Regions from separate parts of the Mus musculus genome. Here region 1 is linked to region 2. Evidence: chromatin loops called from intact Hi-C (ENCODE). Cell type or tissue: left cerebral cortex. All regions are shown on one strand. Links, peaks and the distances in the headings refer to the core of each region. The heading gives the core; the rest is flanking DNA.

Region 1 (9,192 bases), core at 533-8,532, 660 kb before region 2:
ACCAATGCCCCAGCTACCTCCTGACACTCTGGAAATGCGAGTCCGAGATGGGAGCAAAATCCGAAACCTGCTAGGGCTGGCGCTGGGTCGTTTGGAAGGGGGAAGCACCAGGCACGTGGTGTTCTCAGGCTCTGGCCGGGCTGCTGGAAAGGCTGTCAGCTGTGCAGAGATTGTCAAAAGGCGGGTTCCGGGCCTACACCAGCTCACCAAGCTCCGCTTCCTGCAAACGGAGGACAGCTGGGTCCCAACTTCACCAGACACGGGACTAGACCCCCTCACAGTCCGACGCCACGTGCCTGCGGTGTGGGTACTGCTTAGTCGGGACCCCTTGGACCCCAGTGAATGTGGCTACCAACCCCCAGGTGCACCTCCTGGCCTGGGTTCCATACCTAGTCCCAGCTGTGGCCCCAGACCCCGAAGGAGGGCTCGGGACACCCGGTCCTGAAGATCTGCTGCGCCTGACTGTTCTCTAGACCTGAATATCTGTGCCTTCTCTAAGAAGAGCTTGTGCCGGCAAGGCTTAAGTCTACCGAACTTGCCCCTCCCCTCCGGAATGTGGGGTGGAACTGTTAAAAAGACTGGCGTGGGTCAGTGCTGAGTTAAAGACTGCTTGAGAAGGGCTCACTCTGTCTCTACATCTCACTTGCCTTTTCTGACGTCCGACTAGGGAAGGGAAATAAAGGTTATGCCTGTTTGTTTGGCCTGTTGTGTAAGTGGGACTGCTGACTGGGGGGCCTGGCTTTATCCCAGGAGCTCCTGGGCTGGAAGCAGGAAGGATGCGGATAGGTTGGCACTGGGTGACGGGTCTGGTATCAATAAAAGTTGCAGCAGTAACCTGGGTGGCTTCCTGCCACCTGCTGTAAGCTGGGTTGGGGCTCGGCCAGCTCAGGCATTTCCCCCATCTGTGGCATATGTTTTCGTATAGTGGATTGTAAATGCAGGCTGGCAGTTCAGGATTTTAAGCCTGGTTCTCCTACTCCCAAGTTACTGTTCTGGGTCATAGCGCTCTCATCCGTAAAGTGAGGAATAGGGTGCTCACCCCATTAGAGTTGAAAAGCTTACAAGGAGATGTACACATTTGACACTCAGATACCACCAGAGCACTTGGTGCTGTAATTGATCAACTCCGCTTGCTGTGAATCAAGGTTTTCTCCAGTATGTCTAGTAATCTGGATGCCCAATTATGAGCAAATAAAATTGGGGCTCTTCTGGATTCAGGCTACAGCAGGACCCAGCAAGTTGAAGGTGCTCTCAAACCAGGGAGGAGAGATTGGGATGGTGGGAGAAAAAGTTGGGGAACTTAAGGTCTTGATATGGGATGAGTGAGATGTGGCCAGAAGGCTATCCTCCAGCTGTAGCCTGAACTTTAAACACTACATCCCTTGCTTTCCAATGTAGGGCATCTCAGTGAGGGGACGGGGACGGGACAGGTGGTGAAGATTCAGGAGATTGGGAGAAGTGAAACAAGTTACTCTAGGAGGCCCTTTACATACAGAGGGTCCTGAAACATCTAACAACTGCTGGAGACCGCAGAACCACTGTGATGTCTCACACTGCCAACCGCCTGGCCTCCATTCTCTGTTCAGCTAGTTCAAGGCTTCAGCTCCTCAGCTTCTACCTACTGTTCTCTGTCATTGCTCTGTCACGTGTGTCTCCATGCCCTTCTCTGACGTCAGCAGTTCTCAGTGTCACCAAGTCTCCAGAACTTTGGGCCACATTATTGTAAATTATTGAGTCGTTTTGATCTTGCAATCCCATCCCGGTTGCTGCTTTGGCCAGGTTAAAGCAATCACATATAATAAAGGCAGTAACTTACACTGGATGGGTGATTCAGTGGGGCATCTTCGTTAGCTTCAGAAACTGGGAAGAGACTTCCCGGTGGGTTGCCTAATTAAAAATCATCTGCGATTTCCAAAATGATTAGAGAGAGAGTGTGACGGGAAACACTTGTGCTCAGAATCCCCTGAGAGGACAGGTTTTAGGGTACTCTCCCTAACCTGTGGTCCCTAGGGAGTCGGCCTGACTGACATCTTCAGGGAGAGAACCAGAGGTGAAGCCTTGGAGTGAGAATGTCTGCTCAAGGTTAGGAGAGAACCTGAGAGTAGGGACCTTTCAAAAAGTAGGAGCAGTGAGCAGGGTTGTTGGCACAGCAGTTAAAAGCACTTGTTCTGGGGCCGGAGAGATGTCTCAGCAGTTAAGATTGCTTTTCCAGAGGACCCAGGTTCAATTCCCAGCAGCTACATGGCATTTTACAACTATCTTTAACTATAGTCCCATGAGATCTGATGCCCTCTTCTGGTGTCCAGATGTAAAAGCAGACAAAACACCTATATGTGTAAATAAGGAAAAAAGCACTTTGTTCAATCCCTAGGACCCACCTGGCAGCTCACGACTGTAACTCCCATCCCGGGGCATCTGATACCCTCTCCTGACCTCAGCAGGCACCAGGCACACATGTAGCGAAACACTAACATTTTTTAAGTAGGAGCATGGGTTGGTGAGATGGCTCAGAGGATAAACACTTGCCACCAAGCTTAACCCGAGTCCAGTCCCAGCACCAACACGGAAAAAGAAAGCGGACCTCTGTTCACATGCACACATAGACAAACAACAACCACAACAACAAAAATTTTTTAAGTAGGAACAAAGATGACTTCCTGCAGTGGGAGGGTCTGAAGAGTTGAGGACGAGCAAGGGTGCAGATGGTGTTGGAGGTGCAGGTAGGATATAAGAATCCAAAAGTCCTCTCCATGAAGCAGGAAGAAACAGAGCGGATGGGGTCAGGATGCCTGAGACAGTTGTTGCGGCTGAGAGATATGACAAGATCTGGCACGGCAAAGCCATAAGTCCGGTGTAGGCTGACAACTATGAACTTGGAATGTCTTTAGCAGAATGTGGGATCCAGTAGTCTCCACTCTGAGACTGCGACAGGAACAAATGAAGACTGAATAGTAACAGGAGAGTAGGGCCATGGTGCCCACCCTGAGTAAGAAGTTAAGTTAAAAGAGCACAGGGTTCTGTGACCCGGAGTCCTCACGAGCTGTCTGGGGTGGGTGACGCAGAATGCCACAGCGATAGGAAAGTGTAGCTTCCTGGGGCTGTTAGAACAAAGTGCCACAACTGAGTTGCTTACAACAGCAAAGAATTCCAGAGGCTAGCCATTCAAAAGATGTTTTTCTATTTTATTATGTTTTATTTAGTGGATGTGTGAGCATGCATGCACCGCAGCTCACAGACAGAGGTCAGAGGACAACTTGCAAGAGTCAGTTCTCTACTTCAGCCCTGCCCGCTTTGATGTGTGTTTTCACCCTCTAAATATAATTGGCTTCTTTAAGATGGTATTTTGGGGACCTGGAGAGGAGGGTCCATAGATAAGAGCACCCAGGTTTGATCCCTAGCAACCACATGGTGGTTGACAGTCATCTACTACTCCAGTCCACACCCTCTTTGGCCTCCTCGGGCACCAGGCATGCATGTAGCACACACATATGCAAGCAAAACACCTATATACATAAATGAACTAAAACTTTTATTTATTGTCTCCTGGTGAGAATGTGGGTACCAAACAGGCAGATGCTGCTTTCTCCACTGAAGTGACCTAAGAGTCTTGAACATGCTTTGCACACAGTAGGTATGTAATGATCATTCCGATGGATGAAGGGATGACTGTTGAGCCGCTGTTGGGCCTCCGAGTGTGTGGACACTCTTAGATCCCACGCCATTCCTTGTTCCCTTGGCCCTCCGTTCTCAGATTAGAGGAGAAGATTCAGATTTATTCACAGAGTAACCTAAAAGGACCTCCTTGCCTGCCTGCCCCACTGACTCTGTCCATCTTTGGCTTGGTTCTGGGACTCTGGCTTTCTGACCACACTGATGCCTCCCCTCCCCCGCTCCTAATCATTCAATCTTCTTCCTCTAATCTTTGTCTCTTCAAATTCAAGACCACTCAAAAGCAAGACTTGGAAGTTTAGATCTGTAATCCTAACAGCTGGGGAAGCTGTAGCAGGGGGCTGCCATCTAAGGCCACCTTAGCCTACATAATGATTACCAAACCAGCCTGAGACACAAAAACTAAGTCATAAAACAAAACAAACAAAACAAACCCGGAGAGAAACCTATTCAAAACACACTAGTATTAACCTCAGGGAACTTCTATTTTAAACCACAGGGTGGCAGTAGTCACAAAGGGATAGCCCACGTATACTCTGTAAAATCTACTTTTCAAGAAGCCCCAAGGCAGAAGGAAAACAGTCTAGTCTTGAAATTTGGTCCTCAATAGACTAAGTGACAAGTGACATCTCGGCAGTTCAAAAGGCAGCTGATAATACCCAGTGTGACAAACCTAGTCACTGCACTTAGAGCCTCCGGTCTCAGGTGAGCGATGATGTCAGCAGTTCACCTTCAGGAATGTGGCAGGCGCAGTAGGTTCACAGAGTAAAGAAGTTCCTCGCTGCAGAAATAAAAGCCCCGAGACAAGCAAAATCTCAAGGAAAAATGAGGTAATGACTGTGTAAAGCTTGAAGACTAATGGGCTGGGAGAGTCCTGGGAAGGGCAGGGATGGAGGGGAATCATGAACTGAGACATAGGAAGACGCAAGGAAAGTAAACAGTCTGGTGACTGAAGGTCAAGGAAGGGCCAACGAGGAGTGAGTCTCAGGGACCGCGGCTGTCTACCTGGCCAGGGAGTTTGGATTTTATTGTGGGAGAGATGAGAGGTTCCAGAATTCTCTGAGGTGGAGCACAAGGTAAAATGCCAGACTGTTTAGAGCGAGAACCCTGGGTGCTACAGCTTGCTGAGAAGACGGAGCACAGGATTGGAAGAGCAGCAAGGAAGCCAGGAAGAGATCATGGGCCAAAATCACGGCTAGGGTAGGCCCTGGGAATCTTTCCCAGCCCACAAAGGCTCTCAATGCCTGTTACACTGCAAGCATTCCTAGCCCCAGGCTCCCTCTGCCCCACCATATGAGCTCCTGTAACCTTTCTTCATTTGAACTGTAGCCTGGCTTCTCTGGTTATTTGTCTAGAACCAGGGTCTTGGTCAGCTTCCATATTGAGAGACAAGAGCATCCAGGTTCCTTACGGCTAGGAGAACTCTCTCTTGGCTTTCGTTTTCCTCCACTATGCATTTCTCAGAGACCCTTTCATGTGTCCTCCTTCAGTGTGGCTAAGGGTCCTTCCATAGAGGGAGCTAGCTAGCGTCACTCCCTCACCTTCAGCCACCTCCTACCAGACAGAGTACACTCATATGCCTACGTGTGCATGCATATTGATGTCCAGAGGGCCATCCCACTAGGGAGAGAGTCACATGTCTAAGAGAAATGCCTGGAAGTGGGAGAATAAAAGGCACAGCTGGGAGTGGGAGCAGGAGCGGGAGGCGTGCTGTCTGCCAGGTCTCAGGTTCCGGCTGGAGCCACAACCGTGTACGGCAAGTAGGGGGCACCAGAGTCAGACTTTGTGTAGGAATTGCGGAGTCACCTTCATTCCGTCTCATGAATATGCACAGAACCTGTTGAATTATGCAGATAGAAAGGATGTAAATGTGTATGCAAATTCGGTGCTACCCTTGCTGTTGCTATGGAAACAAGTGACTAGCAAGGAGGGGCACACCCTGGGGAGACCTGGGTGGAGAGACTGAGACCTGGAGACTGGGCTGGGCCACCTGCTCTTCTCAATCACGACGTTTTGATCTCTTTCTTTGCTTCGTTTTGTCTTTGTCTCTCTGCCTGGATCTCCGTCCACTTCTGCACCTCTTTTAACCTCTCTCTTTTCAGCTGTTTTATTTCTCTCTTTCTCTCTCTGAGTTTCTCTGCCTGCATTTCTCTGTGCTGTTGCATCTCTGACAGAAACATTACCTGGCCTGCCCCTTGTCTGTAATCCCATGACTTCCCCTCCTGCAACTCCCTGTCACTCTGTCTCACATCTCTGGGTTTTGTTTCTGCATCTCTGAGCTCTTTATTCTCAGTCTGTCTTTCTGAACCTCTTGTCCAACAACTTGTCTCGGATGGGAAAGACAGGAAGCTGCACATCTGTCCTTACCTGATGGGATGCGCCACCCCTGTCCCAGACGCCCACGTGTTCAAGGATTCCTAAGCACTCCCGCCCTCCCGAAATAAAACCCTGCTTTGAATCTGGCCCCTGTCACAGTATTGACACAAGATTCCCATGACAGGCCCTGGCTGGCTGCCAAGGTATCAAATCTTCTGTCCCAGACCCTGCCTGCCGTGGGACTATGCCCTGTCAGTATTCCGGCCTCTCTGAGTTTATCTTCCTAGCTTTCCTTGAAGCTGGTGGGCACCTTGAGGCAATGATGTGTTCAGAATAGGAAAATGAGAGAAGAGCCTTAATTAATTTGCCCATCTGGCCCTCTGCCCAAAAGCTGACGTGCGGGGTCTGGCTTAGGCCCAGGTGTGGGGGTGTTTGGGACCAGTTGAGACCTATCCTGGTCCCCAGTCAAGACTCCTTGCTGAGCCACATAGCTGCGTGGCAGCCGCTTGGTGGTCTACCAATGCTCCTTCCTGCTATGGCCTCAGTCATCCAGTTCCTCACTCAGGGCCTTCCGCCTACCTGTCCTTCGGCTGGCTTCTGTTCGATGAGCACCTGTTCTTCCACGCGGTGCCCCCTACCTGTACAGATGCTCACGTTACACAGAAATGAAACCTGGGCGTGTTGTGCCTCCACCCTAGGAAGAGGTCTTTGGTCAGATGAAGAGCCCCTCACAGCTTCCTCTCTCTGGCAGCCTCAGTTTGGGAGTGTAAACTTAATGCAAGTGCAAAAGTCATGGCTCAAATGTAAGCAAGATGGAGGCAGAAGAGAAGGATGCCTCTATCCAGTGTCTGCAACGGGCTGTGGGAGATTGCAGAGTGTTTTGAATGGAGGTAAACCACTCTACAGGAAGGTGGAGGGCTTCCCCCTTTTGGTCTTCGGCTCTGGGCAGGTTGCCTTACCTCCAGGAAGGCACTAGTCGTGGGGGATCTGGCCTGGACCCAGGTGTGGGGGCGGCTGAAGCAGTCAGGACAAGTTCCTCTCCTCCAAGAGGTGGTGGGGCCAAAGCCCCCAGCTCTCCTACCCAGCCAGGAAGGACCATAGACTGGTATTCCCACCACCAACTGTGTGATTCACCCATGTTCAGGCCCAGGCGTGATTCTGCTACCAGGAATCCTGTTTGAAGTTTTAAAAGTCTACCCCCTTGCCCCAGCCCACCCTAGCTGTGCCAGGGGCTAGAAAAGAGTCACCTGTGGGTGAAGCCGCAGGTCTGGAGAGCCACATACAGGAAAAGCAAAAGATCTGGAGAGAGATGGAGAGATAAGAGATGGTCAGAGACAGAGATGAGAACTGATACAGACAGCGAGAGAACAACCTGACAGAGAAGAAGGCACAGAGACACAGAGGACACCTGCTTGGGAACAGACAACAGTATTGGCCAAACCTAGTGCTAAGTGCTTGGCTGGACTGTCTCATTTAACTTAATCTTTATAGTCTTAGGAAATAGATGGTGCTGTTATGATCCCATTTTACTCCTGGGATAATTGAGACTCATTTTGCTGAAAGTAATTGAGACATTAACTCACTCGCCTGAGGCCTCAAACCCAGAAAGCCGTGGAGCAGGTATTCGAATCCTTCGGTTTGACTGAGAGCCAAGGCGAGAGACAGACAAAGAGCCAGCAGTGGGGACAGATAGATTCCCATACCAACCCTCTTGGGTAATCTGGAGATCTGGGAATCTTCAGGCAACTGTTAGGGGAGGGCCTTCCCATCAAGCTAAAAGAAGAAAAACAACTTCTAGGTCTTCTTGTCAGCTATGAAGGAAGGAAAGGAGAGAGCTATCAGGACTGCGGATCGGATCGGGAGGAAAGGCCCCGCCCCCATCACGGAATTCCTTAGCTGACCCTCCTCCCAAGCTGCTTCCCATTAGTCAGGCAAAGCCTTCTTGTGAGCAGCTACTGTCACTACCACCACCATCACCACCCTCACCACCCACTCCCCCACTTTGAGACTTCTTTCTTCTCCATGTGTTTATTGAGCACCTGCTAGTTGCAGGGCACTCCTGCCCCCACCCACCTCTCCTCCCCCTTTTTCTCCTTCACTGTGGAAAGACCCTTATTGTCTCCCTCCAGCCTCCTAGGATAGCCTCTGCAACTAGCAATTAAGGCTAGAATCCGAGACACTGCAAAATAAGGAAGTTAGCCTCGTATACACCAAGGTTCTTGAAGCACAGAGAAGAGGTCCCCAAAGGTCTGGCTTAGGTGTCTCTGCCTGGAGGTCCCTTCTAGTTAGTTTGGAGAGGAGGGTCAGCAGCCCAGCTGGTGGGGGCCTGAGAGAGCCAGGCTGTCAACAACAGGGGGGATCGGGGCGAGAAGAAAACCAGGAGCTATCCTGGGGGAGTCCGGGAGTTGGCGTTATGGTTTCTAATGTCTTAGCCCTGGTTTCAATTACTCACAAGGTCCCTAGGGTTCTCCCATGACCCCCTGCAGGTTCCTGAGCTTGAAGAAGGCTCGGGAGCCTCTGGGGAAGACCAAGAAACTAGGGGCTCAGGGGTAGCAGTCCACAGCCTGGAGGGAGCTTTTGCATACTCTTCCACCCCTGTACATGTCGGTGTGAGGCCCCCCAGACCACACAGAGATCCCAGAAATAGTGGGAAGCTGGGAAGAGCAGTGTACACAGCTGCTTATGAGCTCCTACACGGGTCCAACCAGTTCCTCAGCTCCACCTTGGTCCTGCTGCCTCCACCTCGCTCCTGCCCCTGAGAGCCAAGGCTTGGTCTCACCACTCTTTTTAAAACCTCATAACAAACCCCGATCCTAGATTTTTTTTCACAACTCTCTTGTTTATCTTCGAGTCCTGCATCTTCCTTTTTTTTTTTTTTTTGGTTGTTGTTTAGTTGGTTGTTCTGAATTTTTAGGCTTTTAGGTACGATCTCATGTAGCCCAGGCTGGCCTAAAACTCACAGCAATCTTCCTGCCTCAAGCTCCGGAGCATTGTGGATTGATTATCTACTTTGTTACATTTGCTTTGAGAGGAGTCTCATGTGGTCCAGGCTAGCCTTGGGACTCACTGGGTAGCCAAAGCTTGCTTTGAATTTCTGATACACCTTCCTTTCAAGTGCTAAGACTGCAGGTGTGTTCCACCATGACTTTCCAGTGAGCATGTGGGGGAGGGGCGCGCGCGCGCGCACACACACACACACACACACAC
Region 2 (9,192 bases), core at 730-8,729:
AGGGAGAGAGAGTGCACTCAGTGTGGCAGTAGCTCAACTATGACCTCAGCACCTGAGCGGTGGAAGCAAGGAGCTCAGAGATCCCTGACTACTTACAGCTAGTGTGGGCCAGTTTGGGCTACTTGAGATCCTGGTACAAAAAACCAGAAACAGGGCCCACACAGTGGAAGGAGAGCCAAGTTCTAACAATTTGTTCTCTGACCTCCCTATGTGAGCTTGTCTGTCTACCCCCTCCATAAAAATGTAAAAATATATATTAATGTAAATATAACCCTATATATAGATATATAGATAGATGTATCTCAAAACATCCAGACACACCCCAGCACACACACACACACACACACACACACACACACACACAAAACTTCCATTCTTCTCACACATGCAAATTTTGTGATTTCTCCCCAGCTGCCTCTATGACTGGTCCTCCTCTAGGCTTCAGGAAGCCTTCCTTGGTTGCTTATACTACAAATAAAAGGCTCAGGCTAGGCCGGGCGTGGTGGCACACACCTTTAATCCCAGCACTTGGGAGGCAGAGGCAGGTGAATTTCTGAGTTTGAGGCCAGCCTGGTCTACAGAGTGAGTTCCAGGACAGCCAGGGCTACACAGAGAAATTCTGTCTCAAAACAAAACAAAACACCAAAAAACAAAAAGCAAAAAACCAAAAGGCTCAGGCTAGGGGGCTGGAGAGAGATGGCTCAGCAGTTAAGAGCACTGAATGTTCTTATGAAGGTCCTGAGTTCAAATCCCACAACCATCTGTAATGACATCTGACACCCTCTACTGGTGTGTCTGAAGACAGCTACAGTGTACTGTACAGGCCCAGGCTTTCTTGTCTGGCTGGTTCCTGATGCCCAGTCAAACCAAACAGCTTGACATGGGCTTTTTTTTTTCCCCCCTTTCTCTTCCTGAGACAGGGCCTCACTGTGTTGCAGCCCTGGCTGTCCTGGAACTTACTACCCACTACCCAGAGGGCCTCTTCATCCCATGTGCTAGGATTTCAGGCGTGCACCACCACACCTTGCTCACAGTGTAAACTCAGCTGGCCTTGACAGGAACCTCAGAGAGAGCAGGACTGGGCTTAAATTCCTATACCTCAGGGCTGAGGAGCACTTGCCTGACGTGTGGGAGGCACCGGAGTCAATTAAAAATTATATATGGGCTCGTGTGCGCAGACACATTCATTCCCTGCATACCTTGTCCGCAGCACTTCCCCTTGGGCAAATCGCCAGGATGCTTGATCATGTCTGCCTTATCACCCCTAACTCCACCCCGTCCTCCATACTTGAGGCTCCCGCAGGCTTTTGGAAAGGGTATGCATCCAGTGGGCTAGGCCTGAAGGAGCTCTGGCAACCTGTAGCTGTCGGGGCGGAAGTGCACGCCAGCACCGTCACCCGATCCCTTGCCTTCTTGCTAGGGGTGGGGGTGTCTTAGGTCTCTGGGTGACCTTAGGAGAGGAAACTCAGTTTCCCTTCCTGAAAAAGGAAGTAGCAAGGATGTAGTGTGAGCTCGGGAGCAGGGAAACTTGTCTAGCACGTGTGGGGGAGGCTCCAGGTCAATCTCCTGTATTCCATAAAAAACGAAACTAAGCCATTTGCAAGTGGAGACCGTCTACGTGCTAGGGGATTCCACACTGCAGATCCACCAGGCCGAATGCTGGACCGGCACACTGCAGAAGAGTGTGCGCCTACTTGTAGGCAGAATAATCTAATGACTGCTTGAATGAAAAGAAGTAGTTAAAAACCTCATGCCTCCGCGGGTGGTGGTTTGGCCCTACACTTGGGAGGCAGAGGCAGGTGGCGCTCTGTGAGTTTGAAGCCAACCTGGTCTACAGGTCTACAGGCCAGTCAGGGCTTCACAGTTAAGACCTTGTCTCAAAACCAAACCTTCCCTTATATAAGTACTATTAACTTATCATTTAGACAGTGTCAGGGGATGTGTGTATGTGTGTAGACAGAGGACGGATTCACAGGGGCAAGAGGTCATGGCCAGTGAAGGGAAGCGGGCCCATGAAGGTGCCTGAGGCTCAGCTGGTTTCCGCTGATTAAATAGTAAAAGAAAACATTTTTTTTAAATTTTTTCCCCCTTTTCAAACTTTCCAGCACAATAGATGATTCTATCTGATGAACTCGTTTGGCTTTGTGTCAATAAATAGTTAAAATTTTCAGTTAGGTAGAGAGTAATGTCCCAGTCACCAGTGTGCACTCAGATTCTTAGTGTAGCAACGAGATAGAGGTCAGTGGGTGTCAACCTTCCCCTAGCAATCACCGACAGCAGACGAAAATAAAATTGGAAGTCCTGCTTATAGTCGTGTGTGTGTGTGTGTGTGTGTGTGTGTGTGTGTGTGTGGTGGCATATGTCTTTAATACCGGCACTCAGGAGGCAGAGGCAGGTAGATCTCTATTTGAGGGCAGCTTGGTCTACCATAGTAAGTTTCAAGCCAGCCAGTGTTACACGGATACTATGTCTAAAAGTGAAAAAAAAATTTTTTTTTGGATATATGGTCCTGCTCTGTAACCCAGTTTGGCTTGGAATGCACTGTTTAGCTTAGGTTGGTCTCAAACTCAGGACTCTTCCCCTGCTTTGGCCACAAAAGTGCTAGAATTATATGCATTTTTATATCCTTTTTAAAAAGACAGTGTCTGTCTGTTCTCTCTCTCTCTCTCTCTGCCCCTCTTCCTCCCTCTCACCCTCCCCCAAGACAGGACTTCTCTGTGTAGCCCTTGCTCTCCTGGAATCCACTCTTTAGATCAGGCTGGCCTTGAACTGAGAGATCCACCAGCCTCTGCCTCCCAATCGCTAGGGCTAAAGTTTCGGAATCACGCCTGGCGATTGTTGGGTTTGATCCCAGGGCCTCTTGCTTGTCAGGTAATCCCCATTCAGCTACAGCCTCAGGAAACAAAACAGTTAGTTTCTAAGAGAGAGAGACAGAATGCCCGAGGGCATCAGAGGACTTCCCTGTAGAACACCCACACTACAATTTTTTTCTTGGGCTTTCTCAGCCCCCAGCAGGCTGGGTTTTTTTCCCCCTCAGGGATCTGCAGTTGCCTTCACAATTCTGTTCTCATAACTGAACAGCAAGAGCGTTATCCTCTGGGCCTGATTCATAGGCGCAGAAGCAGAGGCTGGAGGCTGGGATTCAAATCTAAATCAGTGTGCAAGGAAGACACAGAGGAAGCACTTCATTGCAGGGCAGAGAGCGAGAGAGAGAGGTGCTGGCTCTCTCTCTTTCTCTCTCTCTCTCTCTCTCTCTCTCTCTCTCTCATACACACACACACACACACACACACACACTCCAAAACCAAACAACTAAATAAACAAAAATAAAATAAAGCCAAATCACTACATACATAGTAAATAAATAAAATGCAACTAAAAACCAAGAACTTTGCCAGGTGGTGGTGGTACACACTACCTTTAATCCTAGTCACCAGGAGGCAAAGGCAGGCAGAGCTCTCTTGAGTTGGAGAGCTGGTCTACAGGGCAAGTTCCAGGACAGCCTGGGCCACCCAGAGAAAGTGTCTCAAAAACAAAAACAAAAACAAAAACAAAAATAAGCAAACAAAAACCCTCCCCCCCCCCCAAAAAAAAACCCAAAAAGAAAAATATAAGAATTTTGGAATTTCAGGGCATGTAGCTCAGTAATAGAGCGTTGGTTATTTTTGTTTGTACTTTTTGGGGAGGGGGGTGGTTAACAAAAATAGTGCCTCTGATAAATCTCATTTGCCATGATACTGCCATTTTGCAAAGGTTTCTGTGCTTTTTGTCTTTATCTTTATTTATCTTTTTTTTTTTTTTTTTGGTTTTTCGAGACAGGGTTTCTCTGTGTAGCCCTGGCTGACCTGGAACTTACTTTGTAGACCAGTTTGGCCTCGAACTCAGAAATCCGCCTGCCTCTGCCTCCGGAGTGCTGGGATTAAAGGTGTGCGCCACCATCGATACCTGGATATTTGTACTTTTTAAAAAAGAAACCACATTTTTAGTGTGTGTGTGTGTGTGTGTGTGTGTGTAGGTCAGGAGACAACCTGTGTAGTGGGAGTTTTTTTTGGCTGTTCCACTTTGTGCTCCCAGCTGGTTGCAGGCACTTACCTGCCCAGGAGCTATCTTGGATCTGCAGATGAAAGAACACTCTACAGGATGTGGCAGCCCTACACGGAACCTATCCCTAGGAGAAAGGGCTCCAGTGTGTCTTCTCTGTGCCCAGCTATCTGCATTGGTCCTGTCCAGACTAGTGCGATTCATTGTTCTAATCCCTCCCTCCCTCCTGGGCCCCGTGCTGCTGTCCCCCTACCCCACTCTCCACCTTGGAACTCCCTGCCTCCAGCAGACACCCGCTTCCATCTTGTCAGCTCTCCCAGGTAACCCTTCGCAAACACATGTCTCATCGGCCCCTCTACAACACCACTCAGTGTAGCTAGCGACTGGATCCATAGCCTCTGGGCAGCCCAGGGCCTAGGTTCCCATCTCCCTCCACCTATTCCTTCTTAGTCCTCCCTAAGGTCCTAGCCCCTGGTTACCTGCTCATTCTTTGACTGGGCCCTCCTCTGGAGTTTGCCGGAAGTTCAGGGCCTCGGGGATATAGGAAGTAAAGAAGCTCTACCGTGTTCCTTGCTTAGGTCCCTTTAGAGTCTGCTTGGCTCTTAGGATAGCATTGAAAACCAGGTAAAGGGCTGGAGAGATGGCTCAGCGGTTAAGAGCACCAATTGCTCTTTCAGAGGTCATGAGTTCAGTTCCCAGCAACCACATGGTGGCTCACAACCATCTGTAATGGGATCTGATGCCCTTTTCTGGTGTGTCTGAAGACAGCAATGATGTACTCATATACATAAAATAAATAAATAAATAAATCTTTAGAAAAAAAGAAGACAGCCAGATTAAAAAAAAACAAACAACAAAAAACAAAACAGGTAAAGCGTTTCATGGTAACCCCAGCCCATCCTGCACCCTCCGTAAGCTGGTCTCCGTTTTCAGGTTAGGTTTTCACAATCCTGGGTTGAGTCAGCTTTAAGAGTCATTCACTTCCTCCCTGGCTGAATCTTGGAGGATCTGGTTTCCACGTCACCTTTTCTGGAAGACTCTTGCCTCTCTAGACTGATATATTCCTATTCTCTTTCTAGTCTAACAGCCAACTTCTGGCTTCAGATAAGATCCTAGCTTTATTGATTTGACTCAGAGTTCTTCTGTGTTGCTCAGGCCATCCTCAAACTCAATACATCTGCCCCCAAGCCTTCCAAATGCAGGGATCTTGTGTGCACCTCCACACCCAGTTCCATAGCTCTCCCCCACCCAAGAAAATGTTTCTCTGTGGCCCCCTGGCTGTCCTAGAGCTTGTTCTGTAGACCAGGCTGGCCTCAAACTAGGAGGTCTGCCCGCCCCTGTCTCCTGAGTGCTGGGGTTAAAGGCGAGCACCACCATCCCTCGGCCCATAGCTCACTCTTGAACTCATCTCTGACTGGCGACAAAGACAGGTGTGTCCCTCTTTTTCAGGGTGCAACTCTCCTTTCCTGGAAGAAATGCAGCAGTCTGAACCCGCTTAGTGTCTGCTACGGAGCGAGCCAGAACCTTTAGCTGCTCTGGCTACAATCACGAGCTCTGGAAGGGTTGTTTTGGCAGAAGGATGTGGACGACTAGGAAAGTTCCAGACATGGCCCGGTCTCTGGCGCCCTCTAGAGGACAAAGTTTCCTCTTTATTCTGTGCTCTGGCGCCATTGTTTTTTCTTTTCTTTTCTTTCTTTTTTCTTTTCTTTCTTTTTTCTTTTCTTTCTTTTCTTTTCTTTTCTTTTCTTTTCTTTTCTTTTCTTTTCTTTCTTTTCTTTTCTCTTTTCTTTTCTTTTCTTTTCTTTTCTCTTTTCTTTCTTCTCTTCTCTTCTCTTCTCTCTTCTCTTCTCTCTTGTCTCATCTCTTCTCTCCTCTTCTTTTTTTTCTTTTTTGTTTTTTCGAGACAGGGTTTCTCTGTGTAATCCTGGCTTTTCCTTTTTCCTTTTTCCTTCTCTCTCCTCTCTCCTCTCTCCTCTCTCCTCTCTCTCTCCCTCTCCCCTCCCTCTCCCCTCCCCCTCCCCTCCCCCTCCCCTCCCCTTCCCCTCCCCTCCCCTCCCCCTCCCCATAGTTCTGGGTTAGTTTTACTTCCCAACACATGTCCAGTCTCCAGAACATTAAAAGGAACTGTACCAAAGCTCAATTAAAACAAAATTTACAACAAAATATGGAACACTTAAATTTATGTCATCCTTGTGCAGGGACCACACTAGACTTCTCTGTGTTTGTTCCAATTTCGGAATATGTGCTGCCAAGGGGAGTGAGCACCTCTTTCTTTTTAAAATTTATTTATTTTTTCAAGATTAGAATTTCTTTGTGGAGCTCTGACTGTCCTGAAACTCACTTTGTGGACCAGATTGGCCTCAAACTCAGAGATCCACCTGCTTCTGCCTCCCAAGTGCTGGGCTTAAAGGTGTGCAACCACCATAGCCCAGCCAGTGAACCGCTCTGCCCATTCTTTTAGTTTTTTGTTGGTTTCTTCTTCTTCTTCTTCTTCTTCTTCTTCTTCTTCTTCTTCTTCTTCTTCTTCTTCTTCTCTTCTTTTTTTGAGACAGGGTTTCTCTGTGTAGCCCTGGCTGTCCTGGAACTCACTCTGTAGACCAGGCTGGAACTTAGAAATTCTCTTGCCTCTGCCTCCTAAGTGCTGGAATTAAAGGCGTGCACCACCATGCCCGGCGTCCATTCTTTTAATACGGTGCTCTCATACTGGGCAAACTTTTTATAAACTAAGCTACTTTTCTTTTTTAAATATTTATTTATTTATTTATTTATTTATTTATTTATTACAAGTACACTGTAGCTGTTTTCAGACACACCAGAAGAGGGCATCAGATCTCATTACAGATGGTTGTGAGCTACCATGTGGTTGTTGGGACTTGAACTCAGGACCTCTGGAAGAGCAGTCAGTGCTCTTAACCTCTGAGCCACCTCTCCAGCCCCTAAGCTACTTTTCTTAAGTCTGCCCATACTGGCGACTCCCTGAAATTGTTTAGTGACAGCAATAGTGGTTTCACTTGAATGGAGGTGTGTGTGTGTGGGGTGTGTGTGTGTGTGTGTGTGTGTGTGTGTGTGTGAGAACAGGCCTCTGCAGGGTGGTGGCCACGCCTTTCAAGCTCAGTGCTCCAGAGGCAGAGAGGCAGCTCCAGAGGCTGGCCTCTGACTTTGAGGCCAGGGTTCTTTACAAAGTGAGTTCCAGGGACAGCTAGGACTAAACAAAGAAACAAACCAACAAAAACCCTACCTTGAAATAAAATAAAGCTGGGGTTTCATATAGCCATAGCCCAGGCTGTCTAGTCTAAACTTACTATGTAGTGGAGAATGACCTTGAACTCCCGGTTGTAGGCATGTGACTCTCGTCTCTGAGTCAGACTCTGACTGTAGAGCATTGTCTGGCCTGGGACTCACTCTGTAGACCAGTCTGACCTCATTTCCCCTGCTTTCCAATGGTGGGATTTCTGTGTAGTGATGGCCTGAGTTTTCTAGGCAGTTCAGGCTATGCTCAAACTTGTATTCCTCTTGTCTCTGCCTCATGGGTGCAGGCTACAGACACCCTGTTCAGTGATCTCTAGAAGACAGTCTCACTCCCATACAAGGCTTTTGGACAACCACATCTTATAACTTCTCCCATCGAGGTACTGTGTGCGTCTCCCTGGGCTTCCTGCCTATCACCCACCTCTCGATGACAGGCACCCACCCTCATGCTTTGGCACTGCAGCCCCTGCTGACACGTGCATGCCTGCCTGTTCTTCCTGGCCCCACCGGGCCCCTGAACCCAGACAAACCATTTGGCTGCAGGTGGTCTTCAGCTCCCTCTGACCTCACCCCCATAGTTGAGATCCCACGGCTGCCTTGAGCCAACAGCCCCGTGCTGGGCTAGCCTGGTTTTTCTCATAGAGCCTTGGGCATACTTTTCCTAAGATAGGCAGTGTCCAGAAGACAGGACCTGGAATGGGGGCCGCAGGAAACCAGGTCTGGCTTTTTTCCTCTTCTCCCAGATGGGGACCCCTGAGGAGAGGGCCTAACTCTCCTCCCTCTGCTTCAGGTGGAGGGCTCTCTGAGGACTGACCCAGAATTGTTTTTCCAGTCCTTCCACCTCTTCCACCTTTCTGTTACTTTCTGGAAACTTCTATGTACATCTCCATCTACACAGCTTTCTCTATAGCCTGGGTCTCAGGAACCTCTGTGGCCTTCTGCAGGCTACCTCTGGCTCTGGTCTTAGAGATAAGCCAGACACTTGGCATGTAGTACTGGCCTTTCCTCTGGGACTATGAGGCCCAGAATTCACACCTGGAACTCCACCTCTGACCTCACAAGGGCTGCCTCAGAACTCAGTCTCCATGGTGCTACTGGTAAGAACAGAGATGCTATTTTGGGCAGTGTGTATGGACTTGGCTTAAGTGGCATGGGCCAAACCCCTGCCCTACTGACCTCTCCCCTGGAGAAGCACAACAGAACTCACAGCCACCCTGGGGAGGGCCCAGAGGCAGGCTCAAGTGAGGACTCGGAGACCGCAGAGCTACAGTTCAGTTGCAGCTTGAGTCTGCCTCCCTGATAGAGAAACGGAATCAAGACCAGCTGTGAGACGGAGGCTGAAAGACACAGAGCACTTCAGAGAGTGAGCGGGGCTGCGGGTAGTCTGGGACAGGGGAGCCTCCTTGGGGCAAGCCCAGCAGGGGGTGTTTGGGAAAGAAAGTTCACCAGGAGTTGGAGTATGACTCTCTGTCCTGGTTCAGCCCTGTGTGGCCGTGTGACACGGACAGATTGGCTGTCACTTGGATGTGGCAGGATCATAGCTGCTGAGTGGAGCAGAGGGTGGGAGGGTGCATTGGGCTGCACCGTGGAGGGAGGAGAGGAGAGCAAACAGACTGGGCAGAAGTGAGGCAGGTCAGAGATGGGTCTGCTGATGGCATCTTCCTCAGGCACTTTAAGGTTAGGGATATAAATTGATGCTTCATCCAGAGAAAATCGGGTAGCGCCTGTCTGGGGGCAACTGTCAGGAGTTACCCTGGCAGTCTAAGAGGAGGATGGACTAGAGGGTAAGTTTCAGAGAGGTGGGAGAGTCAACTTTAGCACAACGTTAGTTATCCAAAGCTAAGTAGATGGCAGACTTGGGGAGGCCAAGAGGGCTTTTGAGGAGCCCCGGTCTTGAGGTCC

The links. Peaks named below come from ENCODE experiments on the same cell type or tissue, not always from the same donor. Only the 100,000 strongest peaks of a DNase experiment are listed, where the experiment ranks them.
Region 1: it touches region 2 in a loop (8-fold over the local background); 4 of 42 quality-filtered maps call a loop at or near these places.

The regions. Positions count from the first base shown.
Region 1 is chr4:41,703,535-41,712,726 of GRCm38, reverse strand. Rpp25l (ribonuclease P/MRP 25 subunit-like) reads left to right here. Exons shown (of 2, transcript NM_027278.3): 2 at 1-694. The coding sequence ends at 445. Among named protein-coding and RNA genes, the nearest start is that of Rpp25l, 5.4 kb to the left of the region's middle. In left cerebral cortex, for the core only: CTCF peaks have their summits at 2,304 (motif pointing left), 4,154 (motif pointing right), 5,426 (motif pointing right) and 6,631; DNase peaks (open chromatin) are centred at 831, 4,182, 5,416, 6,259 and 1 more place; H3K4me3 peaks cover 430 bases; H3K27ac peaks cover 830 bases.
Region 2 is chr4:41,047,334-41,056,525 of GRCm38, reverse strand. Aqp7 (aquaporin 7) reads left to right here and starts at 8,390. Exons shown (of 8, transcript NM_007473.4): 1 at 8,390-8,653. Gm25637 (a small nuclear RNA gene) reads right to left here and starts at 6,306; the gene lies at 6,200-6,306. In left cerebral cortex, for the core only: a CTCF peak has its summit at 5,671 (motif pointing left); DNase peaks (open chromatin) are centred at 3,061, 5,078 and 5,651.